Linked DNA regions of Mus musculus: all the other regions are linked to region 3. Evidence: chromatin loops called from intact Hi-C (ENCODE). Cell type or tissue: left cerebral cortex. All regions are shown on one strand. Links, peaks and the distances in the headings refer to the core of each region. The heading gives the core; the rest is flanking DNA.

Region 1 (7,494 bases), core at 2,016-6,015, 58 kb before region 3:
TGAGTCACATCCCACACAGAAAGCATGAGTCTAGGCAAGAGACACCCCTCCTCCACCCCCCAGCCTTTTACTGTAGGAGTCTAGGCAAGTGCTCTACTGCAGAATCGCACCCCTGGCCAGTCACTGGGGGCTTCCAGAAAGATGTGAGTGATGTCCCCGGGCCCTAACTGTGGGGTGATAATAAATGACGTTTCCACAAACGTTTACGGATCCCTCAACTCTAGTCTCAGTAAATCTCTAAGACTGGACATCATTCTCTAGGTGGCACTTGCTCACAGGAGGATGACAGGCGTTTCAGATTTGGCTTCTAGGTCCCTGAGCCCATGCTATCTCCAGAACCCGTGCCAATAGAGTTGAAATTACTGCTTTGATGGAACCTGGCGGAGACATGCACGGGGATTGTAGGTGGGGAAGAGCGGTTTCCTCTCTCCCTCTCAATTCTCTCTCCCCTCTTCGTAGTTCTCCCTTCTCTCGTGGAATGGTTCTACTTATGTATGCCTGTGTGTATGTATGTATGTATGTATGTATGTATGTATGTATGTGTAACTCAGACTTGCCTCAAACTCAGTACATAGACAAGAGTGACCCTGAACTGCTGACCTCCTGGCTCCCCCTCCTAAGTCCTGAGATTGTGAGCATGCTCCCCACTTCCTTCTTTTTTTTTCTTTCCTCTGCAATAGAACTTCCTGCAGCACAGACGGGCCCCAGATTCACCCACCGTGAAGCTGAGGCTCAACTTCAATTCCAGGTGCTCATGCCAGAGACTGGCTTGTGCTGGGTTAATAAGCACGTGTCACTCTTTCTGGCTTCTATGGTGCTAAGTGACGCTCTGGGTCAGGCATTCTAGCAGCTGAGTTCCATCCCCAACCTTTCTTTTTTAAAAAATTTAAACTCCGAGACAGGATGTTGCTCTGCAGCCCAGATAGCTCTTGAATTCTGTCCTGCCTTGGCCTCTCGAGTCTCAGGATAATAGCTATGAATCACCTTGCCTGGCTTCAGGGCAGGGTGCAAAGGGAGGTTGAGAAAGGATTTTGTCCTGTAATACATTTTGGCCTGGAACTCACGAAGCAACCTAGAATGGTTTCAAACTCCTGGCAATCCTCCTGCCACAGCCCTCTGAGATATTATAGTGGTTAAGTCATCGCACCTTCTTTCATTTATACATCTTTATTTTCAGACAGGGACTCATGCTGTCCAGAGTGTCCTTAAACTCCCCCTTGTAGCCAAGGACGGCCTTGAAGTTCTGATCCTCTTGCCTTGTATGACCTCAGTATTGGGATTCGAGCTATGTACCACCATATCCAGTTGATGCTGGGGATGGAACCCAAGGCTTCACGCCTACTCTCCCGACTGAGCTCCATCCTCAGCCCTCACTAATACTTTTCTGTGGTACGGAATACTGTGCAAATTGACTTGTGTGCTTGACAGCTGCGTCAAGCAATGGCCAGGCAGTGCAGGGGACTTTTTAGGAACACTATTTTTTGTTTGTCCCTGCCCTGTTTCAGGGATGAAGGTCTTCTTGGACATGTGAGGGTCCCGGAACAAGTCCTGGCTCCCCTCCAGTTAGGCCACCGGCTCTGTTACTCCAGCCACAAACTGCCCGTGTAGGCAGCAGCAGGGTATAAGCCCTTTTTGCGAGTTCGACAAACGCTGGCCCCGGATGTCAGACCCCACCCCGCAGCTCCTGGCTGCCCCGCGGGCTCTCTCTCAAGCCCCGCCTCCCCCCGGAACCGACAAATCAGAGAGGCGGACACATCGCGCGGCCCGGCTGCGGGTAGCCTATGGCGGCGTGCGTGAGATCCCGCGGCCACGCGGCGGCGGGAGGCAGGAGCTGAGGCGGCGACCGCGGCCAGTCGCTGCTGAGGCGGCCGCGGGTGCGCTTCTCGGCGGGGCCGGGCAGGGCCGTCGCCTGGCGGTGAGGACGCGCTCCCGGGGCGGGCGCTATGGCCACCAACTAGGGCGGCCGGAGAAGCGGCCGAAGCCCAAGATGCCGGAGCGACGGCACGGCTGCGCCTCCGCCATCGTAGGTAAGCGGCGCCGCTCTCCGGGCGCCGAGCCCGGGACGCCTCCATCCTTCATCCCGCCTGCCCCTTCCCCCATCCCCCGGGCCGCCCGGCGCCTCCCGCTCCTTTCGCCTAGCAGTCCCGGTCGCTACTGCCATGTCTGCCCAGCAGGCATTCGGCTCTCCACTCACCGGATCCCGACTCACCTGCGCACGCACGCTCACTGTGATATCCCTAGCCTTGATGGAGACCGTCATCCCGTTTTTTTGAGGATTCCCCCACCCCCATCCCCATGAGACATCTCACTGTTTACCCCAGGCTGGCTATGAATTCAGAGTAACCCTTGCTGGCTTTGAACTCGATTTAGCCTGTAGCCCACATCGTCTTCGAACTCCCTGTGTATAGCCTAAGCTGGCCTCAAACTTAACTTTGTATCCCAGGCTGACCTCAGAATCACCATCTAGCCCAGGTTGGCCTCAGGTTCATCATGTAGATCAGGCTGGTGGTGGTCGTCTCGTCTCAACAAGGGATGACAGGCGTGGGCCACCGTGAGTCCCTTTTTCCATGTCAGTTGCTGACTCCCTTCATGGAATGGTGCATACCCTTTTAATTTGGAGACCCTTTTATATCCTGTTCACCTCCTCTGGCTTTAATCAGCCGCCACCTTTTCCTTTTCGTCCTCTCTTGACACTTGACACTTGGGACATTTACCATGCTCCTTATGCCAGTTCCATAATTATAATTATTACTATTAATATATATATATATAATGCATGCATGTATGTATGTGCACGATGCGTGCGCTTAAGTGCCTGAGGAGGCCAGAAGAGGGCGCTGGGTACCTGGGAGCTGGAGTTAGAGGTGGGTGGGAGTCACCGCGTGGGTACTGGCAATTGAACTCCAGTCCTCTGCAAGAGCAGCAAGTGCTCTAAATCCCTGAGCGCTGGACTCCAGCCACCCCGCACTCTCACATGAGTCAGGGCCACAAACTCGTTCTAGACTGGCCAGCGCTGACTATAGTCTTGAACTCAAAGCAGTTCTGCCTCAGCCTCCCAGTTGTTGGGATGACAAGTATGGACCACTATGCAAATTGAGTGCCGTGCTTTAAACAGCGCTGGAGACAAGCAGATAGCCCAGGGGTAAAGGCTTGTGCTGCCAAACCTGACTACCTGAGTTAGAGCCTGCAAACCCAGAACATGGTAGAAGGAGAGAACTGGTTTCTGCAAGTTGTCTTCTGACCTCCACAGGAACCACAGCATCAGACACTCAGACCGTAATAAATATGTGAGATATGTCTACAAATAAGCATCATAGTTTGTCCTTAGGTTAGCTGTTCCCATAATGGGTAAGGACTTATTGATGGTCCCCACACAGTAGGTCTAGCACATGGAAGGTAGCCCGAACATTGGGTAGTACTTGGAGAGCCTTTGACTTCTGTTTGTATACATCTGAACCTACATTGCTGTTCAGATGTCTTTGCTTCTTGGCTCTGACTGTTGGCATAGTCTCTCTCTCTCTCTCTCTCTCTCTCTCTCTCTCTCTCTGTATGTACACATGTCTCTCACTTAACAGTAAATTGGTGGGTGTTAGGCCTGGGTTCCTAATGGTTTGTCCTCTTTGCTTATTGTTTGTGCTTATTTGATTCTGATCTGTCCTTTTACCTCAGGAAGAGGGGTCCTCAGTCGCCTGGGTGCTGGGATTATAGGCATGTGGCACCAGCATGCTCAGGGTGTTTGCTTTTATTCAAAGTTGTTTTATTCAGTTCCTGTTTCTGGTAAACTTCAGCTTTCAGTTTTCATCTCTGCTTGATGAAGTCATCTCAGCATTTCACACATGGCTGCTTGTCCCTTCCTTCCTCTTCTGCCTACCTGTGACCTAAGCATGTATGTATGCATGTATGTATACCATTTCTCCATAGAAATCGTAGAACCAGGGACTTGTAGATAGAGCTGGCTTAGCAGTTAAGAGCTTGTACTACTCTTGAAAAGAACCTAAGTTCACCTTCCAGAACCCATGTTGTGCGGCTCATAATTGCCCTTAACTCCGCTCCAGAGGATCCGGCGCCCTCTACTGGACTCTGGTGCACCTGCACTCATGTGCATATATCCACATACTTGCACACAACATATGCACAAAAAAATATACCTTTCATAATAAATGTCAGAATCGGCTTCTTACTTCTTGCTTTGGGTCTGTCATGTATCACGTTATGACCTCAGTTCTTTTTCTCTCTTCCTTGACAGAAGGTTGGCTCAGGCATTGGGTGTGCTCAGCCAGTGCCTGAGATGATTGTGATCTGCCCTGTGGGTGCTGAGAATTGAACCTGGGATTATCTGGAAGAATAGCAAGTGTTCTTAACCACCGAGCCATCTCTCCAACACCCCCAAAGTGATTTTTAAAAAAGATTTATTTATTTATATGTGTGTATGTGTCCATATGACTTTGTGCACATGTGTATGTGTTGGGGGTGTATATGCTAGAACAAGGCATCCTTGTGACTGTATAGCAAGCACTTTTAACAGTAGAACTCTCTCACCAGCCTCCAAAAGGATGCCTGACCTGAAGACTGGTATAGGAAACAGCAGGGAGAGCAATAAAGTGTAATAAAGGGGAAGGAAAGGGGCGGGGTCAGATCTCACTGTGTGTCTGCTTTATAGAAAAATTAGCTCTCTCTTTCTGCTCTTTCTTTTCCTCCCTCCCTCCCTCCCTCCCTCTTCCTTCCTTCCTTCCTTCCTTCCTTTACTCTGTAGTCCAGGCTGGCCTCAAACTTAGAGATCCACCTGCCTCTGCCTCTCTAGTTCTAGGATTACAGGCATGGGCCACCACCTCCCTGCTTACAGAAAAGCTTTCTGTTAATCTTCCTTTTCTGGAGGTTTGTGTGAGTGTGGGTGCACGTGTGTGTGCTCAGAGGACAGCCTTGGTGTTGGTCCTCACCTTCTACGTTGTATGGCCTAAGGCAAGGTCTCTTCTGTTTCTTCACCGTGTATGTCAGGCTAGCTGACTGGCAGGCGTCCAGAGAGCCTCCAGGTTCCACCTTTCACCCTCTGTGGGAACATTGAGATTATAGGCATACACTACTTACTATGTCTGGCTTTATGTGAGTTCTGGGGGACCTAGACTAAGGTCTTCATCATTGTATGGTAAGCACTTTACCCCACTGAACCATTTTCCAGTCTTTGTGCCTTTTTTTTCTTTTTCTTTTTCCTTTTCCTTTTTTCTTCTCTTTTCTTTTCTCTCTCTTTCTTTCTCTTTCTTCCTTTCTCTCTCTCTCTCTCTCTCTCTCTCTCTCTCTCTCTCTCTCTCTCTTTCTTTCTTTTTCTTTTTTGTCTAGGATCTCACTCTAAATTATGGTGGCCCTTAATTTGCTACGTTCCTCCTGCCTCAGGCTCCTGAGTGCTAGTATCACAAGCATGAGCCATCGTGCTGGGCTACCTTATGCTTTGTGTCTACTGTCAAAATTACCCGTGATGGTTCCATTTGCTTGTTTACATCGTTTGCCTCTTTCTCAGCCCTAAGGGCAGGGCTTTGAAATGAAGATGGGCTTCTATGTCTGCAACCTTTACTGTGTCAGGTAACATGAATAGACATTGATAATAGACTTTTTTTTGTTTAATTATTTGATTTTTAATTGTGTGTGTGTGTGTGTGTGTGTATTACTGTGGGGGAATGTGTAAGTTTGTGTCAGTGAGTATAGTGCCTGCTAAGGCTGGAAGAGGGCACCAGGTCTCCTGCAGCTGGAGTTATAGGTAGTTGTGGGCCCCTTGAGGTGATGTGGGTCTTCTGCAAGAGCAGCAGCCAGTGAGCCATCTCTCCAGCTTAGAGAATCTGTTTTGAAAAGAGCTCTCTGATCCTCTGGTAGTGTTGTAGACGAGCAGTTAAGACAGAGGCAAGACTGGCTTCGTGGAGGTCTGCACAGGATGGTCGGTGAAGATGGTAAGGCCTGCGGAGCTCAGGGATAGATTTGAGGATAGTGTTGGGGAATTGGGAATCAACTTCAGGGTCTTACGCATCTGGCTAAGCAAGCATGCTGCTACTGATCTGAAGTACAACAAAAGCCCTAAGACCACGTCTCCATTTCTGGCTTTGGTAGCTGTCCTGGTCCTGTTGGGAAATGCTGGAAATGGAGCAGGCTTTGAAGGGAAAGGAGAAACCTAGTGGTGTATGTTATAGAGCTTCTGCTTGCTCAGACTCACCAGGCTTGCTGGTATAAGAATTCCCTGGAGTTTTGGATTCCTTTGATGAATTTTTCAGAGTTCTGAGAAAGCTGGCCTTAATCATTTGCTAGTGTTCTTGTTAGTTTTACGAAGAGCAGACTTTTGGAAGCCCCCACTCCACCATCCTAGAAGTGTGTGTGTGTGTACACCAGTAGTTTACCACTGTGCCTTAGTCCACATTTCCTGTTTGTTCAGAACATCAAACAGTGCTGAGAGCTGTTCTTGGGACATTTGAGGGCTTTTCTGAGCTCTCTATGAATGTCTCATTCCCCAGATCTTTAGTCTTGATTGTTCCGTGTGCGGTTGCCGTTGCCTGAAGCTGTTGCATTAACTAGTCTGATTATTTTCAACAAATGCTTTGAGGATATGACCGTTTATATGAAGGCATCTCTGATTCCATTCAAATGAAGATAAGTTTTAAGAATGGGACTTTTTCAGTAAGCTGCCAGACAGGGTAAGTTGAGGCTCTTGAGGCCATTGTTTTGTTGGGAGCTGCAGTCCTGTCCTGCCCCAGTCAGCGGCTGCTCATGTTCAGAAGATGTTTATGAGGCTGTTGGTTTTCAAGGTTTCTTCAGAGCTGGGAAAGGGAGTGAGGCAAATTATAGAGCCGCCACACTCACTTTGCTGGCTGAGAGTCAGCCTTCTTTCTTGTATAAGCATTCCTTGGATTTTTGTAAGCCTTTGGTGAGTTTTCAGAGCTCTGAGAAAGCTGGTTTTGATGGTGTTGTCAGTTTCCTGCACTTCCATGAAGAGTGGACTTTGGGAAGTCCTACTCTACCGACCCAGGAGTTCTCCTGCCTCTGCTTCCATTTATGGAGAAGGGGTTCCTGCATTATTTTGGCACATTTGTTTAGGTCACTGATAACTCTGAAACAGTCCAGATCCCTGTTTCTGTTTTATGTTGTTATTTCTGTTCCCCAAGAGTAAACTGACTGTTTACTATTCCCTCAGTCTGTGTCCATGCCCGCTGCTGCTTTGAGACTTCTCGACAGGATACTCTGGTCCTGCTCCCAGCCCCTCTTGTCTGTTTCCTACGCTAGTGCTGTTTCCTCTGTCCTGCCCTTTGCCAGCCCACGGATATACATCTTCTTTAGTTCTAGGCATCTGTTCATACCTCCTGTCTGTCTGACCTTTTATCATTCCATCGTGGCTTGTGTGGAGATTTCTTATCTTCTTTTCCTGAGTTCTCTGCAGGCAGATGGTGACTCACATTTGTTTATATGCTCTGTGTGTTTGACCGAGATGTAGGAGTCTAACTTCATGGCAAGAAGAGTCTG
Region 2 (7,494 bases), core at 2,375-6,374, 120 kb before region 3:
GCACCAGCCATCTGAGGCAGTAACCATCTACTTATTTCAAGGTCACACAACAGACCTGGAATTCTACTGCCTATGCCCCAGGATATGAGAGCCGGGACAAGGCTCAGTGATACAACAGAACACTTGCGTAGAGTCTCCCAATGATGGGCTGGGGGCGTGACTCAGCATAGAGCATTTGCCCTGCATGCACACAGCCCAGGGTTCCAGCTCCAGCATCAGCAGGAGGAAAAAGGAGAATGTCAGGCATAGGGATTTGGGCTAGGAGCCTGGGTTCCCAGGGGAATGGATGTAGGGTGTGGCTTGTGACAGGGAGACTACCTTGTCCAACCCTTGCAGTATCTGCTGCATCTCGGCTTTGGTGAGAAGCCCCGCCTTCTCCAGGCCCCTGCTGTAGGCCTTGCTCCCCTGCACATCCACATTCCACAGATGCCGGTCATAGGAGATAGATGAGTTGAACTTCTCCATGATGGGGTCGACAGCACCCACAAACCGGCCACCCCATAGCTTCCCGCTCTGGCCAAGAGGACAGAACAAAACAGACTCTCAAAAGGGACCCTTGAGAGAGTTAGCCAGAAAGGGCGTGGGGTCATCGTCCTAGGCATTAGACATTATTCTCACTGGATAAATAGGGCAGCTGAAACTCAGAGGCTTGGGAACTTGGTGAGCATGCAAGGAGATATGATAGAAACACAATTCAGGGTTCTTTCTCACCACATGGGATGGACCAGGGGGACAGTGGCATTCCCGGGACCACACCAAAATTGCTTTTCTCTAGCCGATAGATCACATTGTATAATTGTTGTTATTTTGTTTTGCTTTCCTTGTTTTCCGAGACAGGTTTCTCTGTATAGCGCTGGCTGTCCTGGAACTCACTCTGTAGACCAGGCTGGCCTCCGAACTCACAGATCCACCTGTCTCTGCCTTCAGAGTGTTGGGATTAAAGGCGTGCATCACCACCACTCTGTCCAGCCCCTATTTTTGTATCATTGTTTTTCTAAGACGACATTAGCTGATCCCCCACCTCCAGCCACCAGAGAGCAGCAGGATAGGTCAGAGAGGCTTGTGTTTGGAAAGAGAAGGACACAGGCCAGGATATGGACAGGCCATAGGAAGGGGTGCAGAATATACAGGAAACAGCTAACCCAGGACCAGCAGAAAAGCATGGTAGGGACACTGGTGGCGGACATGGAGTGTGTGAGTCTGTGTGTGCAAAAGCCACAGGGAACATAAGGTTTCTTCCCCTTGGGTATACCATATAACTCCTTGAAGTCTCAGTTTTGCCTCTTTACAAATAAGGAAGGTTTGTACCCACAAGATAGGCTTGTTATAAGCCGTGACCCTTAAATACAGTTCACCCTGTTGTGGTGACCCTCCCCCCCAACCATAAAATTATTTTTGTTGCTACTTCATAACTGTAATTTTGCTGCTATGAATCACAATGTAAATATCTGTGTTTTCTGATGGCCCCACACAACCCCTGGGAAAGCCCCACCCTCAGAGGGGTCGTGACCCACAGATTAAGAACCAACGTTATAAGCATTTAGTTTGATATCATTTGCAAAGCGAATACATACTGAAGGAAGACTGAGGGTGTTCAGGGTTAGGGTGTGCTCTGTTTTCTCTGCTTTGTGTGTGTGTGTGTGTGTGTGTGTGTGTGTGTGTGTGTGCCTACACACACACAGGAATGCTGGAGTCAGTGGTGTCTTCCTTAATTGCGCTCTACCTTATTACTTATTGCTACTATTAATTTTGAGACAGGGTGTCTTAGTTAATATTCAAACCATCACCCAGGACCCCACTCTGTATCCTTGGCTAGCTTAGAACTCACTATATAAATGAAGCTGGTCTGGAATTCCTGGAGATCTTCACCTTCTGTCTCCCCTTCCACCCACCCCACCCCCGTGCTGGGATTACAGTGTATCACCAAGTTCTTAGAGACACTGTCTCTCACTGATCCTGAATTCAGCTAGGCTGGCTGGTCAACAGCTTCAACTTCTTCAGCACTGGGACCCAAATTCAGGTCCTTACCCTTGCAAAGCAAGCAGTTTACCAACACTGCCTCCTGAGCCCTGAAGTGTCTCAAGGGAGCAGGCGCTTTGCTCTGGCCCCTGGCTAGGAGCCCACCCCCTCTGTGCTCAACCGCCAGAAGGACTCTGAACCGCAGAAGCAGCCTCCAGCATCACCCCCAGCTCTGTGAGAGGATCTACACCTGACCTTCGAAGGATCTCCTTCAACACCCTTCCCCCCTGGGCCCCTGGGGCCTGTGGGTCAGGGCCAGACAGTCAGTATGGAGAAACAAGTCAGGAGGCTGCAGGGGAAGGCCCAGGAAGCATCCTGCCACTGCCTTCCTTTCCAGATTTTCGGCCTCTGTGCCTGGTTTGTTGGTAATAACAACTCCTTAATAAGCAGGACAGCAGCCAGAACAATTAGTATCAACCCACAGAATGGCTTCAGGCAAGCTGAGGCCATCTGCAGCCCAGACCACTGTGTTCCAGGAGTGCAGAACTCTGAGCTCTAATTCCATCAGCAGGCTTCCAGACACACACTCCCCCTTGACCCCACCCATTCCTATATTTGGAATTTAACCCAGGGCCTTGTTTGTGAGACACAGGTGGTCTACCACAGAGTCATAGCCCAGTCCCTTAGTGAGAGATTCTAAGCTGGTGTTTCACCACTGAGCTACAACCCCAGCCATGTGTTTTGGCTTGTGGAGATAGGTTCAGGCTGGACCAATACAAATGGAGAGGGTATTGCTGCACGCTGGAAGCCTGGGAGAAGGGGAAAAGGGCCGAGTGGAATGAGTAAGATTCAGTTTAAATGCACAAGAGAAGCATCGGAAAAGTTACTGTTAGCTGGGTGTAGTGGTACTCACTTGTAATACCAGCATTAGGGAGGCAGATGTAGGAGGATTAATAGTGTGGGTTTGTTTGTTTTTTTTTTTTTCTTTGTTTGTTTTTCAAGACAGGGGTTCTCTGTGTAGCCCTGGCTGTCCTGGAACTCAGTCTATAGACCAGGCTGGGTTTGAACTTATGGAGCTCCTCCTGCCTCTGTCTCCCAAGTGCTGGGTTTAGAGGCATGGGCCGCTGCAATTACATGGTACTGCAATTACATCCTTTTATGAAGTGGACACCAACACCCCTACTTCACAAAGGAACTAAGAGGTCAAGGACCCTGGTGTACAAATCACATCTGTTTGGCTCCAAAGTCCAGCCCTTGTTCCTGACCCTCCGCATGACCCAGCAGCTAAGCAGATCAGGCCGTCGTAACTCAAGTGAGTTAAATCTTTAATCGGAATGATGAGCTACGAGGAAGGAGGTGAGTTGCCAGCTAACGAAGACCAGAAGGGACCACACATGCAGGCATCTGCTTCCCTACAGCCTCCATTCCCTAAGAGTTCAGAGCTATGACTCTGAGATCCATTCCTTACAGGTGAAGCCCAATAGCTGTCATCATTCCATTTACCAGCTAAACCAACCAAGCCCACGGGAGACCTATATCTTGCACACCTTTCACTAAATAGGAAGACAAGCCAGGGATTCCTGGCCCAGAGGAGAGGACAGCGACACCCTAGGGAGTCACTGGGGCCACGGAGAGAGGTCCCTCCCTCCTGGCCGGTTCTATATGATGGACCTCAAGGACAATTTAGGGACTCAAGTTTTCCTATACATGGGAACAAGCGAATAGGAGGAGAGAGTTATCCTATTGGGTGGGGCCTGACAAGAGGATGTGGGGTGAAAAGCGGTATGTAAGGAAGATGAGGTAGCTAACTGGGTAAAGGCCCTTGCTGCCAAGCCTGTTGAAAAGAGAATCCACTCCCACATTTTGTCCTCTGATCACCACATGTATGAGAGCTCACATGGACATACTTATGTACGAACAAACAATGCTAAAAAAAAAAAAAAAAAAAAAAAAAAGTGGAAAGCTTTCATGTGGTAGGTCACACCCGGAATCTGAACACTCAGCAGGTGGATGCAGGTGACTTGTCAGACGCTTAAGGCCAGTCTGAGTAGAGGTGAATTCCAGTCTAGCCTGGGCTAAAAGTTAGCCACTGTCTCAAAGAAAGAAAAACAGGGGCTGGAGAGCCGGGCTCAGCCAGTAAGAGCATGGAGGTTTGGTCTTCACCCACATGGTGGCTCTCAAACATCTGTAACTCCATTCCTTTAGATCCCACATAGGGAGTAGCCAGCCCCGGGGTTCACAGACGTCTATACATGCAGGCAAAACATCCATACAAATATACATTTTAAAATAATTCTTTAAAAAGGGAAAACGCAGGGCTCAGTGGCTCATACCTTTAATCCCAGCGCTCTGGGAGGCAGAAGCAGGTGGATCTCTGAGGTCGAGGCCAGCCTGGTCTACAGAGCGAGTTCCAGGATTACACATGGGAACCCTGTCTCAAAAAACAAACGAGAAAAAAAAAAAAAACTACAAAACAACAACAACAAAAACAAAAAAAAACGGGGAAAACCGCCCGACATAGTGGCCAATAGTGAGATCATTACATAAGCCACTAGGTGGCGCTGGATGGGCAGATAACGACGCGGACATCCCTGAGTCTACGTGAAGCCAGTCTTTGGAAGTGTGGTCGGGAATTTCAGGATCACTGCAGGTCTGTGTGGCAGGAGATGGCCCCCATACGCGGTTAAACCCGACTGGTTCCTCCCCGCTCCTTTGCAAGGTCCCCTCAGTCCTACACACCTCTGATGCCATGTTGGGCGGTTCCTCCTCCTCCTGGAGCTTCTGTCTTACGAATCTGGAAGACAAGACCACACTGACCAACTCGGCTCGGGAGGTCTACGGGGCAGGGACGGAGTTGGGACACCTGCTCGGCTTGCAGGACGTGGGCAGCACTCAGCAAGCGCACCACAGACTTCGCGTTCCTTCTTGTTTGTTCCCTCTGTCCCACGTTCCCTGGACCTAGTGGATCAAGACACTCAGGGACCAGGTTACCTTCTGGTCTCTCCTGGCTTTTTCTGGTCCGGATGGCGTCCGCTGCCCCTCTGTCTTGTCCCCGCCTCCTGGAAGAGTAGAGCCAATTGGGAGAGGTGGGTGTGACTCATCAATCACGCTTATGGGCGGGACCACCTCTGGCTAAGCTACTAGCAGCAGGAAGAGGTGATTTCCAGGGAGTCAGCACTAGTTGTACTGAGGTTCAAGCACACAAAACCTTTGCTGAGGTGAAGACAGACGACAGGTTTGTCATCCCTGCAGCACCCGGGAGGCTGAGGCAGGAAGATTGCTGGAGGTTCCAGGCCTGGGTTGCAGATGAACCTGTTTCAAAACCGTTTCAGCACTTGGGAGGCAGAGGCCGGCCGGGGTGGGGAGTGGGGGGTAGGGGTAGGGGGCTTGGGGGTGGGCAACAGGGACTAAAGAGTGAGACCTTGTCTTAAAGTAGGGGGCAGAGGTAAATCATGCTAAATCAGGTATGGTTTTGTATGCCGGTTATACCAGTACTCTGGAGGCTGAGGCAAAAGGCTTGCTTCAGGTTCCAGGCCAATACAGACTACTAATGAAGCATGGTGGTATACGCCAGTAGTCCTGGCTTTCGGGAGATTGATGGAGGAGGGTCAGAAGTTCTAGGTCATCCTGAGCTGCATAAGCCAGCTCAAGGTAGCCTGGGTTATGGAATTAAAAAAAAAAAAAAAAAAAGAAAGAAAAAAAAAGGCTGGCAGTCAGGCTGTGGAAAGATATCTGCTAAATGCTAAGTTACCTGTGATAACTGTTAGCACATACCTGCGATCGCAGCAGTCGGGAGCCTGAGGTAGGAATGTCAAGACTTTGAATCCAGGGCTTAGAGAGATGGCTCAGCACAAGAGCTAGCCTTGAAAGGTTGGCCAGCTGAGTTCGATCCCTGGAAATCATATAGAAGGTCGGCTGTGGGACTCATCTGTGGTCTCAGTATTTCTACTCAAGACGGGCGAGAAGACTAGAGGAATGTGGGGGCCAGCTAGTCTGGAACTTGGAGCAGTGACAAATATAAGAGAGGCCCTGCCTCAATAAGGGGAAAGGCAAGAATGGACCCCAAAGGGTTGTTCTCCAACCTCTACACATGTTCTGTGGCAAGTGGTGCACACCTCCCCTCCCCCACCCCCAAATAAATGCCTACCTAAAGAAAAGATGGATCCAGTGAGGTGCCTCAATGGGTAAAGGTGCTTATTGTCAAATCTTACAATCTGATTTTGATCCCAGGACCCACATAGTGGAAAGAGAGAATGACTTCACCAAATTGTCCTCTACACTCTATGCATATGCATGATACATACACATGCATGCATACTACATACATAAATGTACAAAAAAAAAGGACAAACCTCCCCCCCAAAGTTGGGATGTAGTCCAGTTGGTATTCTTTAGAGAGTCTAGAAAGGGATTCTAACGGGCAATTGAGGGTTAAAACTCAGGGCTTCCTTCAGTCTATCACGTTCATTCTCAAAGCAGGAGGTCTGGGCTTACCTTGAATCAGCACAAGAACATGGCTGGAAGAGTGGGCAGCGGCCACTGTGGAGACCAGGTGTGTCATGATAGACCTCCAATCATGGAGGATGCGTGTATGTATGTGCATTATGTATGTGCCTGATACCAGTGGCAGTCAGAGGAGCACGTGGGCATCCATGGAACTGGAGTTACAGACGACAGTGAGCCTCTGTATTCGGCAAGCTGGAAACTGAAACTGGATTCTCTGCAAGAGCAACACATCCTCTTAACCCCGGAGCCATCCCTACAGCCCCTTATGGACTATGGACGTTTTTAATCACCAACAGACCAGAGATGCTAGAGATAGCCAAGATGGGACTGGGAACATTCGAGGAGCATGCTCAGTAGTTGCTAGAATGTCTGTATCACACAATGCAGGACTTTAATCAAACTTCCATGCCTTGTGTAGAAACAAGTTTTCAAAATCATGCCAAATAGACCTAGATTATAGTAAGTGCTTAAGAGTTCTGGTATGGTTGGGCGTGGTGGCGCATGCCTTTAATCCCAGCACTTGGGAGGCAGAGGCAGACAGATTTCTGAGTTCTTAGTTCAAGGCCAGCCTGGTCTACAGAGTGAGTTCCAGGACAGCCAGGGCTACACAGAGAAACCCTGTCTTGAAAAACCAAAAAAAAAAAAAAAAGAGTTCTGGAATGGCTCAGAAATAGAGCACTCGCTTAGAATCTATGAAATGAGAAGGGCATGGCTCAGCACTGGACACTCGTCTAGAATCACCCAGGGAGGATTTGGAGTTTGGCTTGGCATTAGAGTGCCTGTCAAAAGAAGCTGGTGGCATGTCTCAGAGTAGAGCCCTCTCAGAGCAAGAGGGAGTCTTAGTTCACTCTCACCCTGTGAGCGTCAGCCTAGGAAACCTCAAGCTCTGGTTTGTATCCAAAGAGCAGAGAAAGTTTAGGAAACCTTAGGAGAAGCCTTGGGATACAGTTGGTCGAGTGCTTGCTTAGCATGCATGAAGCTCAGGGCTTGAATCTTAATCCTGCTTAAAGCTAGCATAGTGGTTCATGC
Region 3 (7,494 bases), core at 2,183-6,182:
TTGTATTTTATTTTTCAAAATAAAAGCTTAAATGTGAAGCACTCAATGGTCCCGTTTTCAGTGCTGTCATTGAGAGCACAGACCTGAGACAGTGCTAAACCGACTCCTGTGGGCTGTGCTATAGCTGCCCCGCCCCCTCCCCCGGAACAGTCCCCGCCCCCCCCCAACAGTCCCCGCTCGCTTTCCCTGCCCTGTTGCCTCCCTTACTCTCACTCCCTTTCTTCCCTCTGTGTCTGTGTGTGCGCGGGCGTGCGTGTGTGCTTGTGTGTGTGTGTGTGTGTGCGCGTGCGTGTGTGGGTTCACGTGTGTGTGTGTGCACGTGGGTGTATGCGCGTGGGTGTGTGTGCGTGTGTGGCCATAGGTTGATGTCCGGTATCTTATGTCACCCTCTACCATATTTTTTGAGACAAGGTCTCTCAGTGAACCTGGAGCTTGTGTTTTGGGCTGGCTGCTAGACTAGCTGGCCAGCAGCCCTAGGAATCTGCCTGCGCTTCCTCTCCAGCATTGGGGTTGCAGAGGCTAGCACAGCCGGCATGCCTGGCGTTTTTTTACACAGGCGCTGGGATCTGAACTCACAACCGCATGGTTTCACAGCAATCACCTTACCTGCTAAGACATCCATCTCCTTAGCCCTTGGCACGATCACTTCTTAATGACATTCTGTATATTTGTTTTGAGACAGGGTTTCTCTGTATGCCTGGTTGGTTGTCCTGGAATTCACTATGTAGATCAGGCCAGCATGGAACTCGCAGAGATCTGCCTGCCTCTGCCTCCAGAGCACAGTGGTTAGAGTGCATGGCCTCATGCTCAGTCACCTAGGGACATTTTCTGTAACTTATTTCAGAGGCCTGCTGCCATTCATTTATGAGTCCTGTTCCAGTTGGTTCTGGCGTCCTGTGTCTAAGGTCAAAGATGCTACTTTTTTGCCGTAAGTCATTATTGTGGAACACAGAATAGCGGAGATAATACATAGTAACCACAAGTATCGATTATGTTTCCTCTGCCAGGTACAGGGCAAGATATTTTATGTGGCGTTCCGGTTTCACATCTGCAGCCGGTTTGGTCATATCCGCGTCACTAACTAAAGTCCCTTCTGCCCTGTCACTCAGCCAGACACATAAAGGTCACTCTCTTTCCGTCCGTGCATATACAAGAATACAAGACCTTTGATCCCACCGTCAAATATTTGTTGAATTTATCCATTTAACCTCCAGCTCCTCTGTCCCAACCCTAATCAAAGACTTCGCCCTCTGTGAAGACACCATTACAGTAAATAATCTCAGCAGACGCACCAGTCCCACTCTTGCCCTGGCCTCCTCTCCTTGGGAGTGGAGACCACCATCTCCTGCGATCCAGCCCCAGTTCTCGGCTCCATCCCTCCATAGGCCTCTGTACATTGTTTCTTTCCCTAGGATGTCTTCCCCTCTGCTCCTGACCTGGTAGCTGCCTCTCTGTCCTGAGGTCTCTGCAAGTCCAGTGTCCTCTGGAAGATTCTCCTAGCTCTTCTTCTAAAACCAGACACCTGTGCTAGTTTCCTTTGCATTGCTGTGACCAAGATAGTTGAGAGAAACAACTTCATAGGAAGAAAAGCTGCTTGTGGCTTACAGTCCATCACGGAGGGAAGGCGAGGGAAAGTGGCTGTCGCGTCTGGTTGCCCAGGAAGCAGAGTGGTCATGGTTTGACAGGGAAATGTTAGTGATCCCCCAAAACACACCCAGGAGTCGATCTGATGCAACTCACAGCAGGGTCTTTATTCTAGTCAAGCTCCCACAACGTACCACCGTCACACAGGACAGTTTTGGTGTGTGTGGGAGCCCTGAATGTCTATCGGGGCAAGGCTTTATTGTAAGCAGCAAGCAGGGAATACGTGTGCAAGCATCCAATTGGAAAGTTGCTGTGGCCTTTGACAAAATTGGCTAGTGCTGGGAGTTAGATCATAAACTTAACTTCTGCTCCCTCTGCATTGGTGGTCGTTAGGTCTCATTTTGTAGACCAAGGTAAACTACACTGTGTAGTCCAGGCTAACCCCAAAATTGTAGCAACCCTTCTGCCAGGATTTTAGATGTGAGCCACCATGCCTGGCTCTGGTCTAAGAATATATTTCTTTTTTTTTTTTTTTTTTTTTTTTTGGTTTTTCGAGACAGGGTTTCTCTGTGTAGCCCTGGCTGTCCTGGAACTCACTTTGTAGACCAGGCTGGCCTTGAACTCAGAAATCCGCCTGCCTCTGCCTCCCTAGTACTGAGATTAAAGGCATGCGCCACCACGCCCGGCTAAGAATATATTTCTTGAGCTTCATGAAGAAAGGCAATTCTTTTCCAAATGATAAAAGATATTCTTTTCTGCACTTTATTTATTGTTCATTTATTTGTTTGTTTTTCAAGGCACAGTTATTCTGTGGAGCCCTGGCTGTCCGGGAATTCACTCTGTAGACCAGGCTGGCCTTGAATTTATAGATTCGCCTGCCTCTACCTCCCCAGTGTTAGAATTGAAGGCTCGTGCCACCTCTGCCCGGCTTATCTATTTATTTAATTTATTTTTCTTTTTTAAAAGATTTATTTATTTATTTTATGTATATGAGTACACTGTGAGCCACCATGTGGTTGCTGGGATTTGAACTCAGGACTTTTGGAAAAGCAGTCACATGTGTGTGCTGTGTGAAAGGAGACCAGAAGAGGGTGTCAGCTGGAGCCACTGTGAGGGTCCTGGGAACTGAACTTGGGTTCTGTGCAAGAAAAGCAAGTATTAATAAGGAGTAGAGCCTTTCTCTAATCTTCTTATTTTGAGAAAGGGTCTCACGTAGCCTAAGCTGGCCTTGAATTCATGATACACCTTGTTTAGCTTCCCAAGTGATGGAATTAGAGGCATGTATTGCTATACAGGCAAAACACCCGTACACTTAAAACCTAAGATCTGTTTTTAAAAATAAGACGATAAAGAATGCAAGGAGAAAATAACATACAGCCCTTCTGTATTACATCCGATAACCAGCCATTCTGAGAAGGATCGCCTAGAGCGCCTCAAGAACCAGGGCCAGGGCAAACCGCTTTGCCCGGAGCTGGAGCCTGAACGATGGAGCTCGGGGTGGATGCTGTGCTGAGACCCACGTCTGTCAAGATCATGAATAAGTTCAAGGAAATCAAGCATCCTACGCAAAGTCGCCCATTGAGTAAGTGTTGTGGGTGGGGTGCGAATGCAGTGGCCTGGACCCAGAGCCAGGTCTTAATGACCTGCCAGTGACCATCACTACTCAGTCATTACCTGCCAATCAGCATCTTTCCACAGGAGCTTTTCTGTTAACTCGTCATTAGTACTCATGGGAACTTCTTAAATACCACCCTGGACTCAGTCATTTCTCAGGCACGATTGCGTCCTAAGGACTCCAGGTAGATTAAAGTCCTTAGGACTTTAATGTAAACCCTTATTTCACGAAGTCACAAGGCTTCTAGTATTCACTACCAAAAACAGGCTGGTAGGGAATTGGTTAGGCAGGGCATTCTTTTTTCCTTAAAATCTGGCTTGGTTTTTGTTGTTGCTTTGAGTCCTTTTGTTTTTATTTATTTTCAATTTGTAGGCATGTGTGTGTGTGTGGTGTATGTATGTACATATGTACGATGCTTATATAAGACTTGTGTTTAATATTTTTTACTTTTGATTTTGTGAGGTGGTCTGGGGCTTACCCTGGCCTCCAGCTATGGGATGATTTTGAACACTTCCCTCGGCCTCCCAAGTGCTAGGAGCTCACTCCCATACCTGGCCCTATCTTCTTAGAAAAATAAATAAGTGTGTCTCATCCACTCCAGAGTTATTACTAAGAATCTAGAGTTGGTCGATTTTCACAGCATAGCCACTGTTTGGTGTTACGTAGTGTAGAATTCTGACCTTGTGGTCTGGCTCTGATAGGAAAAGCCTAAAGTGCCCTCTGCTGGCCAAGCATGGAATGACTGCCGAATCTGAAAAACTTTTGCCATAGGAAAGAATTATGAACAAATGGAAGTTCTGTCCACTTTGGACCCAGTGAGTAAAGGCAGCTAAGGTCACGCCTGGCAGCTTGAGGTCTATCCCAGGAACCCACATGCTGGGAAAACCGACTCCTACGCGTTGTCCTTTGGGCCTCAAATACACAGACTACGTAAGAAAAAAAATACATGAAAATATTATTTTTAAAAAGAGAAAGTGGGGTTGGAGCTATGGCCTGGTGATGAAGAACACTTGTTGTGCCTGGCAGTGGTGGCGCACGCCTCTAATCCCAGCACTTGTGAGGCAGAGGCAGGTGGATTTCTGAGTTCGAGGCCAGCCTGGTCTACAGAATGAGTTGCAGGACAGCCAGGGCTACACAGAGAAACCCTGCCCCCAAAAAACAAAACAAAACAAAAGAACACTTGTTGCCTTTGGGTAGAACTTGGGTGCAGTTCTTAGCACACACATTGTATGTGTAACTCCAGTTCTGGGGGAATCCACTACTTTCTGCTCAACTCTTCTGGTAATAGGCAGGCATTTAGTGCATGTACACACACGCACACACACACACACACACACACACACATGCTTATGTGCACTTACGACATTCATACATATAAGTCTTTTAAACTTTTAAAAAATAACAAGGAGAAGGTTTTTTCTACAAAATGTCCCCCGCAGTGGGGTTATTATTATTATTATTATTATTATTAAGCTGGATGTGATGGTGCACACTTGAAATACCAGTACTTCAGACTTGGAGGCAGGGGGATCAGGAGTTTAAGGTCTCTTTGGGTTGCATAAGAGCATGAAGAGCCATCCTGGGCTACACGAGACTCTACTATAAACAAACAAAGACCATTTTTTAAAGTTTTTATTTATATGTATTGCCTGCATCTCTGTTTGTGTACCATGTGAGTGTCTGGTACCCAAAGAGGCAAGAAGAGGGTGTCGGGTCCCCTGGGACTGGAGTTAACAGATGGGTTTTAATCCACCAAGTGGGTGCTGGGAATTGACTCCCAATCTTCTGGAGGAGCGGTCTGTGCTCTTAACTGCTGAGCCAGCTCTCCAGTCCCAAAACATGGATGAAGGGGGTTGGGGGAACCCAAAAGATTGAATTCTCTAATCCTACAGGTGAGCTCTGTCCCTATGGTTTTGAATAGTGTCATTGGCATGCCTATGTAAGTATAATACTTTCATCTCTTCTCCTCTCTCTCTCTCTCTCTCTCTCTCTCTCTCTCTCTCTCTCTCTCTCTCTCTCTCTCTGCCTGGTTATCTTTTTTAAAGCTATGATCTCATGTATCCCAGGCTAGCACTGAATTTTCTAGGTAGCTGAGGACCACCTTGAACTGCTAATCCTAATCCTCCTGCCTCAAAGGCTGGGGATACAAGACACATGAGGACCCACCCTGCTCAACATATTTTCTAATGACTTACTACTTAAACGTATCCTTTTGAGTAACGATTAGCACTATTGATGCCATCGGGACTTGGCTCCTTATTGGTCTTCCCCACTAGATAATTGCAATGTGAATCCAGAACGAGGCAGAAGCTCATGTATATAAGTCAGATGGAGCTGGTTTGGGCTGAGATTTCCATCCCTTTTCTCCCCAGCGGTGGTAAATGTTGGCCAGAAAACCACATCTGGCTGGCCACACATACTCATTTCTTGTCTGTGGTTGCTTTCTTGCTACAATGACAGAAACCAAAAGGCTTGCCAAGTCTGAAGATTTTACTCTGTGGCTCTGGGCAGAAAGGGCTGGCTAACCTACGCTCTTGCTTGTTTAATCCTATATTGCCTCAGGAGTAGTAGTGCCTCAAGCCTTACATTTTCCAGCCAACTAAAAGGATTCAGCGGAATTCAGTTGCAAACGTCAGAACTTCAGAGCTGGTAAATCAGGCGCGATGGTGTATCCTCGGGGGATGCAGACAGGGCCATTAGAAGTTCAAACTCATCCGGGGTTGCCTAGGGAGCTCCAGGTCAATCTGGGATATGTGAGTGAGACCCATTCTCAGGTTAAAATAGAGATTGGAAGCACAGCTCAGCAGAGCACTTGCTGCTTTTCCAGAGGACCTGAGTTCAGGTCCTAGCCCCAAGTCAAATGGCTCACAACCACCTGGAATCCGACCCTCTCTTTTGGCCTCTGCTGGTACCCATATACAGGTCCAGAAGCACCCAGAGACGCATAAAGAAAAATAAAATCAGGAGAGTAAATAGCAACTGAGTGAGCACATGAGGTTCCTTTCTTTAAAAAAAAAAAAAAAAAAAGTTTCCTTTGGGTAGAGTTGGCAAAAAGATTAACTCAGCGCCTAATTTCAGGGTTTGGTGTCATGTGACATAATTCTTTGGTGGAGTTCCAAGGTATCACAGCCTCTATTCTCTGAGATTTCTGCATCTTCATGTGCTGCCTAGCCCATCCTCAGAGGCCCCCTACTCTTCTGCAGCTGCCCTGCGAACTGGCTGGAAGTTATTCCCAGAGTGGTGCGGTTGGTAACTGCATGCTGCCAGCGAGTGGCCCTCCTTCCCAGACCTCCCCCTTTATCCCTTCCTACTTTCCCAGCAGCCCTCATCCCAGGCTGCTGACCTTGGAGTTCCTAAGCTGTATAAACGAAACCAAATGGGAAAGTGCATTCCTAAAGGAAATTCTTGGCAGAAGTAGAAGAAAGCTCCAGCACAGAAAACTGATTACAGGGGGCTGGAGAGATGGCTCAGTGGTTAAGAGCACTTGCTGATCTTCTAGAGAACCTGAATTCTGATCCAAGCACCCACATTGGCCAACTTAGAACCTCCTGTATTTAGCTCCAGCTCCAGGGGATCTGAGGCCCTCTTCTGGATGCCCTCACACACAAAACCCAGACTCACATCTCTGTCCTCATTTCGTCTCCTTCTTCTTTGTGTCAAAGTCCTGGTTGATTCCACACAGGCGAATCACTTGAGTATCTGCCTTAGCCTACCCCAGTTCCCTTCACCGCGGAAGGCAACAGAATGAATGACTGAGCCATCTTAACTGCCTCCTCTTGACAGTGTTCTGTTTCAGGGGCTTAGAAAGGCGTTCAGTTGCTGTTCAAAATCTGAAAGTCATCTTGGATTCTAGGACCAGCAGAGGCTCACAGAATAGACACCCACCCACCACTCCATAGGAAAAATTATCTGTGATACTGAGGCCGCACCTGGAGTAGGAATTATCCTAATCAGCTTGAAAGGATTTCTTTGGACCAACTTACAGAATCAAAACCAAGACAACCCACATCTTGACTAGTGCATAGCCTCTGCCTCAATCTGTCATCTACTTAAGCCTAAAGTTCATCTGATAATTGGCATGACCATTTCCTCTTCGCAGTGTGGGCCATGTTGATTAAATCTCTGATTTTCTCTTTTAAGTGGTTTATTGGGACAGGTAACAAAAGCCTATTGGAGCTGTGGAAAGATGCGGGGCTTCTTCTGAAGGAACCTCCCCCAACAGAGGTCACACAGTCGATGCGTGACTGAGACGTGCTGCATCAAATGGGTCATCTGACTAGCTGGGAAGAGCCTTC
Region 4 (7,494 bases), core at 2,244-6,243, 96 kb before region 3:
CATCAGCAACAGGGCAAATTAACTGAGCAGTAGGAGGATGCTGCGTGAGAAGAGTGAGAAGCTCCTCCCCCTTGTGCCACACCCTTTTGTAGCTGGACCACTGGCAGATGTGCTGTCCACAGTGCAGGCGGGGCTCCCCACATCAGTTAGGGCAGCCGGATGCTTCTTTAGGTGAGGGCTCCTTCCCAGGCGGTTTCTAATGTGTGGGAAATCCCATTAAGACCAGCCACAGTAAGGAGTGTTTGTAGTGCCCACAGCAGGCCCCACGTGCACACGCAGGTTTATGTTTGTTCCAGTCATAGCCTTGTCTCTTTCACACACGTCGCAGCAGACCCTCTGCAGTGCCTTTCCTCTGGCTTGCATGGCACTGTGTGCAGGATCATCATTGTGGCTTGCGGTAACAACAACAACAACAACAAAACCAAAAAAACCAGTATAGATTGTTCGAAACAGTCCTGTCTGTTCAGGAGCCACAGCAAGCAGCAGTGGTTCCATTTCCCCAGGACCTCTAGGGGGACGTCAGAATGGCTCTGTTGGCATGGTAGCCCACTGACTATTTGACTGATAGTCCTTTAACTCAGTACAGGAGAGCCCAACAGTTACCCGTGAGGGGGTGAAAGTGTCTCGTTCACAGGGTCTGTGCTTATCTATAGGACAATGGACATCAGAGCTAGTGCTTATAATGAGAACAGCAATAACACTGATACTGACTTTAACAGTGTTTTAGCAATGCTTAACATCTGTCCAATGCCCAGGGAGAGGTGGGTTCCCCCTCATGTCCCAGGATGGAAGCTATTACGTTCACAGTGACAGCTTGCTACAAGGAAAGGGTTAAAATTAGCCAAGAGAATCAAGAAACAGAGGATACCCAAGTCATAATTCCCTCTGTGGTCGCATAGACTTGGCCATGTTACTTTCCTGCAGTCAGTGTGTGGCGCACGCATGGAATATGGCCAGCAGGCCCTGTGTGCCCTGGTCTCACTGCTAGCTAACCCTTGCTCTGAAACTATACAAGTGGAGCCAGCCACTAAGTTATGCTGATAAGCTTATGACCCGGGGGCCCAGGTATAGCATTCCAAGGACCTGGAGATCACCAGGTCTAGGACAAAGGCTAAACTCTCTTTATGCAAGCACAAATTCTTCCTCTTTTCAGTTTTTTGAGACAGGCCTTGGCTGTCCTGGAACTCACACACCAGGCTGGTTTGGAACTCATAGAGATCTGTCTGCCTCTGCCTCTGTAGAGCTGGGTTTAAAGGCGTGTGTCCCCAACTGGCTGGCCAGGTTCTTTACTACACTCAAAAAACCCCAATGCTTTGTTTAAGGGAAAACTTGGAAAATCTAAAAGCATTTAAAAGGAAGAGAGCAAAACTAATTCCTAAGGATGTTCTTTCCTGACGTGGTTGGGACCTGAAAGGAAGTAACAAGAAGGTATTACATTAAAATGATGAGTCAGCAAAACTCAAACCAAACACTTGACTGTCTTGGCTGGAGTGATGGCTCAGCAGTGCAGTGCTTATAGCTCCTACAGAGGACCCGAGGTTGGTTTCTAGCACCTGCCCTGGGTGGCTCCCACCCACGTGTAACTAACGCCAGTGTCAGAGATCCAATGTTGCTTTCTTTCTCTGCAGGAACCTGCACTTCTACAAACTTATGCATGTGCAGACACACAGAGAAACATAGAATTTAAAAATAAAAAAATAACTTGAAATTCTGGAAATTTTAGAATATTAAACTTTAGCACTGTTTTCCTTATTCAAATTTCTCCTGTCACGATTTTCTGTATTTGGATGTTTGCTTTCATGTATGTCTGCACCATGTGCATGCCTGTTTGCCTGTGGAGGTCAGAGAAGGGCATCAGATCCTTAGAACTGGAGTTACAGACGGTTGTAGCCACCATGTAGGTACTAAGAGTTGAATCGTGATCTCTGCAAGAGCAATATGTACTCTTAACCGCTGAGCCATGTCTCCAGCTTATCCACATCTCTACATCCTAGGGCTTGAAACGGCCCACGTTTGACTCCCAGCACCCACGCAAGGTGACTCGGCTGCTTGGAGCTCTGGTCTCAGGAGGTTCCAAAGCCTCCCCCCTCCATGAGTGTCTGTATTAAAGTGTATATACATTCATAGGCTCATATGAATGAAAACAAAATAGATCTTATTTAAAAACCTCACAATTTCGATAGCTTATATTTGCCTTTTGTGTATTTATCTTTAGACACTAAAGTACATATCAAAAACACCATGTAGGAACCAGAGTCCAGCGATTGTCCAAGAATTCCTCACAGCAATGAAAAGCCACAAGCTGACCAAGTAAGTAAGTTATCCTCAGGAGATGACAGGTAACAGGAGATGTGGCCTTTGAACAGCTGCATGTGACCGCTGCACCTGCATTCAGTCACTGTGACCTCACAGTTGTACACAGCACTGTTTTAAGGTGTTGTAGAAGGACAACTGAGAATGAGACCCATGGCCTTGTAGAGCCACAGCGTGCTTTCCTCGGAGTCTTTTCTTAGGGTCCCAGTTCCTGAAGCTCTTTACTGCCTGTCATCACAGCTGGATTAGACGAAAAGCAGGGTTCAGAATTACAGCGCGGAGTTGAGAGCATAGCACGGTACTAGTGCTTACCTAGCGTGTATGAGGGCCTTTCATCCCCGGCACTGTTGGGTGCTGGAGGGTGCAGGGAGGGGAGGGAAGACAGGCAAAAAAACCAACCAACCAACCAAAAAAACCACACAACCTAAGTACTTTCTATAAGGTGCTCAATGAAGTCACCCGACGTTGACACTTGTGTTTGCTTGAGGTAGAAACAGCTTGATTATCGTCTCCCTGAACATTAGGTGCCTGCCAACGCCTTAGATGTGTGAGTTTGGTTTACAGAAGCTAAAAGCACAGGCTGAGGGTTTGCATTAGGAGAAAGCCTTCCCATGTCTGCAGATCAGTGCTGATGTTGATGACTTCCAAAAGTTGCTCTGTAAACCACTGTCTGTCTGCTCGGCTTTTTGGTGTTTGATGGTAGTGGGGATCAGACCTGGGCCTCGCACATGCTAGGTGGATATCGCTGGTCCAGCTCTCCGGAAGCTTTGTCCTATTGCTCAGGATGACCATAGCTCACACAGTATTAAGCTCACTTCTCTGCCTCTGTTCTCTAAAGAACGCTGAACACAAAAATCTAAATCCTGTGTGTGTTGCCCTTGGAGGCCACAAGAGGACATCAGATCCTTTGGAGCTAGAGTTCCAGGGGTGTGTGTGTGTGTGTGTGTCTGTGTGTGTGTGTGTTGCCCTTGGAGGCCACAAGAGGACATCAGATCCTTTGGAGCTAGAGTCCAGGGGTGTGTGAGCTGCTTAATGTGGGTGCTGAGATCTAAACCCTGGTCCACTGCAGAGTGGCCAGTACTCTTACCTAACCACTGAACCATCTTTCCAGCGCCCCCTCTGCGGCCTTCATCCCCTCCCCTCCCTTTTTTGAATGACTCCGTTTTGCTAGAACTCCTGGTTGTCCATTCATTTCACGACAGCTTACTTTAGTTTCATGTTGTAGTAGTATCTTTGATAATTCTAAGATCCTTGTTAGCATGAGTTTGCTATCTCTCCATTTCCTTTGAAAATAAGTCATATTTTCCTGGTTGAAATAACTTTGTAAATTGTATCTTGGGCCTTTTGCATATTATATTCAGATAGTTTAGGCTGGCAATCCTATGAGAAGCCTCTGTTAAGGTGGCTCTTGTTTTGTAGAGTGTAGCCAAACCTCTGAGGGTTTTCATGGTTATCACTGACTATGGCAGTTCCTTTTAAAAATTATTGTAATTATGCAAATGTCTGTATGTGGAGAAGTTCAGGTTAGTGCAGATGGCCCAGGAGGCCAGAGGCAAGGGCTCCCGGGAGCTGGAGTTACAAGTGGTTGTGAACTGTCTGACCTGAGTTCAGAGAACTGAACTTGGGTTCTTTGCAAGAGCAGTGCCCTCTCTGAACCCCTGAGCCTTCTCATGATTGATTTTCAAGTCCTTTCTCAGGTGTTTGTGTGAACTATCTGGATATGGTCCCTGTGTCCTTTCCATGGTGGAGAACTGCTTGGCATGGCTAAGGCTCTGGGTTCCTTCACCGGTATTCCCTCCCACCCCCCAAGAGTGGGGGGAGTTGGAGAAAGGGACGAAGAAGCCTATAAAATAGGAACTGTCTTGCAAATTGATTCAAAATTGGTTGTAATCTACATAGGAATAAAGCACACTTCAGTAATCAGAGGATTATTGGCTCCCTTCCCCTTTTGCTGCCTTCAGACTAATTATTTATCAAGGCTTATGTAACCTTTTAAATAATATTGGGCAAGAGCTCCTGGCAGTGCTGCACAATGGCCAGGAGAGGGACCCAGCAAGCTTTTTTCACGGTGGCTGGCTTCTACCTCTTGGCCTGTGTGGCTGGTGAAGGGGCTGCATGCCAGCTAAGATGGCCAGTGTATTTTAAGACAGAAACCGTGTTTAACAGAGGAACTGCTGGCATGTTCTTTACGTCTTTATTTGATCTTGAAATCATCTTCTGTTTTGCTCCAGGGCTTATTACTTTGTGTAGTTATCTTCCCCGCTGGAGTCCGTGGGGGCAGGCCAGGAGCCGTGATTTATTGACTTGGTAGATTTCATCATAATACAGTTGGAGATCAACTCCGAGTCACTCTGGCACTGGGTGTTAAGTAATTTTGTATTTAGTGTGTTACCCGAGTCTCCACCCAAAACTGATTCTTGAATATTTTAGATTCGCCCTGCACTCTTTGCTTCTCAGTATCCGACTAGTAGCCTCCGTTCCTATCCTGAGATCACCCCTGTAAGGCACACAGCTATGTAGAATGACCCTTGCTCTCGCAGGCCAGCCCAGTGAGCTCTGCAGTCATACCGAGCATCTTCTGTTCTGCACACATTGCTCCAGGGGTTTGACACCATGTTTTTAGGACATGGACCTCAGACCAGCCAAGCTCAAGTACAGATGGTAGAGTCTCAGGTTTCCCTAGCTGTCTTCCCAGATCTGCTCTCAGAAGAGAAAAGCCTGCTTCTTCCCTCCTCACAGTTCCCCTACACTTCTCTTACAAGCCAGGGCTTCCCTTCCCTTCCTTTAGCTTGCCCTTCAGATTACACTTGCGCTGTGCCAGCCTGACTCTCTCAGCGCTGAGGTGGAGGGGACGTAGTGGAGAGGCACTGGGTGTCAGGTTAGGGGTACTGTTTTGTTCATGGTCAGATGAAGGGAGGCTCGGGTGCTGCTGAGGAAGTGCTGCTTGCTAGGCAAAGTCTGCAGTTGGGGATTGGCCTGAGGCTTTTCTGTGTCAGTCTGTAGTTTGTGATCGTTTCATGAAATGAAGACATTTGAAGATAGACTTCTGAAGGGCAGAGTTCAGAGGATTCTTGGGGATGAACTAGAAAAATTCAACTTCATACCAAGACCTTTGGGAGGACCCTGGCTGGAAAGATTGGACAGAGGTTGAGAGTACTTGTAGCTCTTGCTGAGGACCTGGGCTAAGTTCCTAGTCCCCAGAGGATTTGTACCTTCTGGACTTCCTGGGAATAGCATGCGTGTATGTAAGTGTATTGTCTGGTGTCCATGGCGGGAAGAGGAGGGTTTCAGTCAGGTCCTTGGAAGTAGGAGTTATAGACAGTAGCCTTCATGCACGCACTGGGAACCGAACCTGGATCCTCTGCAATAGCTCTTACTTAAGGAGCCATCTCTCCAGTCACACGCTTTCAGTCTTGTAAGAGATGTTTTGCTTGTACTGAAAAGTGGAAGGGTCCAGAGGGTGGAGCTGCTGTCCTGTTACCAAGACTCAAGGTAGTGGTGAGAAGGGCACATAAATACAGGTGCCCGGGAGCTGAGTCTTGCAAGTGGGTGAGAGGTGAGGGGTGGTGCCCAGATTTCTGACTCTAGGTCCTTGTAGACTAGAAGTAGAGTGAGGAGCTAGTGTGCTGGAAAGAGTAGTCACAGTAGTTTTAGATGTGCTGGTTTCAAAGCATCTGGTGCATCTACGTGGAGACGTGGCAGGGGGAGGGGCACATGGCTACAGAGGTCTGAAGCTCAGCTCACAAAACTCGGAAACATGAATTTCTCCATCAAAGCTTGTAGTAGCTCTTGAGATTGTGCCGTTTGTCTGAGGAAATCCCTAAGAGGATTTGGAGGGGAGGATGACAGACACAAAGAACAGTCAGAAAGACAAGTGGTCAACAAAAGAGTGACGCTGTGATCCATGGGAGGAGACTGAAGGAAGCAGTGGCTGGCGGTGGCCATCAGAGGTTGGTTAGGACACTCAGTTCATACGGTCCCGGCACTGGAGCCCAGGGTCTGCGAATGGTAGGCAGGAGTTTTAGCAACTTAACCACATCCCCAGCCCTGCTTCCTTGTTTGCCCAGACAACTCTCAGGGCTCAATGCAAAGTCTCCTTTCCCTCTTCTCTCCACTCTCCCCTTTTTGTTTCTTTTCATCTTTTCTCTCCCTCTTGCCTCCCATCCGCCCTGGACTGAGCACAAGGCTTCCTGCATATGAGGTCAGCACCTCTCTACTGTGAAATCTCATTTGTTGAGTAGATTGACTGCTAAATGTTTTAGGGGTTGCTGAGGCGCAGAACTTCATGGTGCTCGGGCTGTAATTGTTAGCACCTGCATCAGGGGGGAAACTGTTGTCGGCCGTTGTCTCCATCGCCATGGTGAATGTTTCTGCTAGAAGCACATGGCTAATGTGAGCTGGGGTGGGAAGTTATCTTGACTCCTGGGAAGCTTGGACAGGTCATTTCCTTCTCCATGTCAGAAGTGTTTCACGCTTGGATGCCAAGTGGAAAACAGGCAAGTGATGATAGCGGCCACTTCAGATGTGAGACTGTTGCCTCTCGTGACCTTCATGAGCTGTAAGTGCGACTCTGATTTGTTTTACAGACGTGAACCTGAGGCTTGGGAATACATGGCTTACACTGCTTCCCCAAAACCTGGCTAAGGCAACTGTGGTGTGCGTTTCATCTTTATCCAGAATTATCTTTAAACCCCATTTGTGTTGAACAGAACTAAAAGATGAGTTGGACTGAGGAGGAAATGTAGAACTTACCACCTGTGTAGGGATAGAGACGGTGACACCATTCCTCTGCCTTGATGTCCTGTCCCTGGAGAGATGCTCAGTGGTTAACAGCACTTGCTGCCCTTGCAGAGGACGTGGGTTTGGTTGCCAGCACTCAACTCGGAGCCTCATAACTGTTCGTCTCTCCAGACCCAGGGACTCTGACGCCCCCTTCTGGTATCCATGAGTAGTGCACATAGTACACATGCAGACAAACGCCCAGACCTGTAAATAAGATGAAATAAATCTTTGAAGCCCTGTCACCTTTTAACCTCTTCAACAGTGGGCTGTGTATCTCTTATGTCAGATGATAATTGCTGTAATCCTGACAAGAGGAGGAGGCAGGAAGATCAGGCATTAAAGTCATCCTGGGCCTTATACCAAGTTTGATGTCATATGGTAATTACTATCTTCAAAGCC

What was found. A loop is a pair of places that touch in the nucleus more often than their neighbours do. Peaks named below come from ENCODE experiments on the same cell type or tissue, not always from the same donor. Only the 100,000 strongest peaks of a DNase experiment are listed, where the experiment ranks them.
Region 1: it touches region 3 in a loop (2.0-fold over the local background); 10 of 42 quality-filtered maps call a loop at or near these places.
Region 2: a loop joins it to region 3, with 7 times the contacts of the local background. A loop is called at or near these places in 15 of 42 quality-filtered maps.
Region 4: a loop joins it to region 3, with 4 times the contacts of the local background. A loop is called at or near these places in 20 of 42 quality-filtered maps.

What each region holds. Positions count from the first base shown.
Region 1 is chr5:130,077,635-130,085,128 of GRCm38, forward strand. It overlaps Tpst1 (protein-tyrosine sulfotransferase 1), which reads left to right and starts at 1,736. Exons shown (of 6, transcript NM_001130476.2): 1 at 1,736-2,027. In left cerebral cortex, for the core only: CTCF peaks have their summits at 2,814 (motif pointing right) and 4,068 (motif pointing left); DNase peaks (open chromatin) are centred at 2,139 and 2,887; H3K4me3 peaks cover 773 bases; H3K27ac peaks cover 733 bases.
Region 2 is chr5:130,019,344-130,026,837 of GRCm38, forward strand. It overlaps Asl (argininosuccinate lyase), which reads right to left and starts at 5,038. Exons shown (of 17, transcript NM_133768.5): 1 at 4,951-5,038; 2 at 4,699-4,753; 3 at 319-513. The coding sequence starts at 4,710. Gm40334 (a long non-coding RNA gene) reads right to left here. Exons shown (of 3, transcript XR_868562.1): 2 at 6,454-6,679; 3 at 5,785-5,851. In left cerebral cortex, for the core only: a CTCF peak has its summit at 4,502 (motif pointing right); DNase peaks (open chromatin) are centred at 4,189, 4,575 and 5,028; H3K4me3 peaks cover 1,009 bases; H3K27ac peaks cover 343 bases.
Region 3 is chr5:130,135,689-130,143,182 of GRCm38, forward strand. Tpst1 (protein-tyrosine sulfotransferase 1) reads left to right here. Exons shown (of 6, transcript NM_001130476.2): 6 at 1-45. It also overlaps a transcript of Kctd7 not described here. Among named protein-coding and RNA genes, the nearest start is that of Kctd7, 5.4 kb to the right of the region's middle. In left cerebral cortex, for the core only: a CTCF peak has its summit at 3,934 (motif pointing left); a DNase peak (open chromatin) is centred at 3,919.
Region 4 is chr5:130,039,991-130,047,484 of GRCm38, forward strand. Crcp (calcitonin gene-related peptide-receptor component protein) reads left to right here. Exons shown (of 6, transcript NM_007761.2): 4 at 2,216-2,310. Among named protein-coding and RNA genes, the nearest start is that of Crcp, 14 kb to the left of the region's middle. In left cerebral cortex, for the core only: a CTCF peak has its summit at 4,349 (motif pointing right); a DNase peak (open chromatin) is centred at 4,361; H3K27ac peaks cover 332 bases.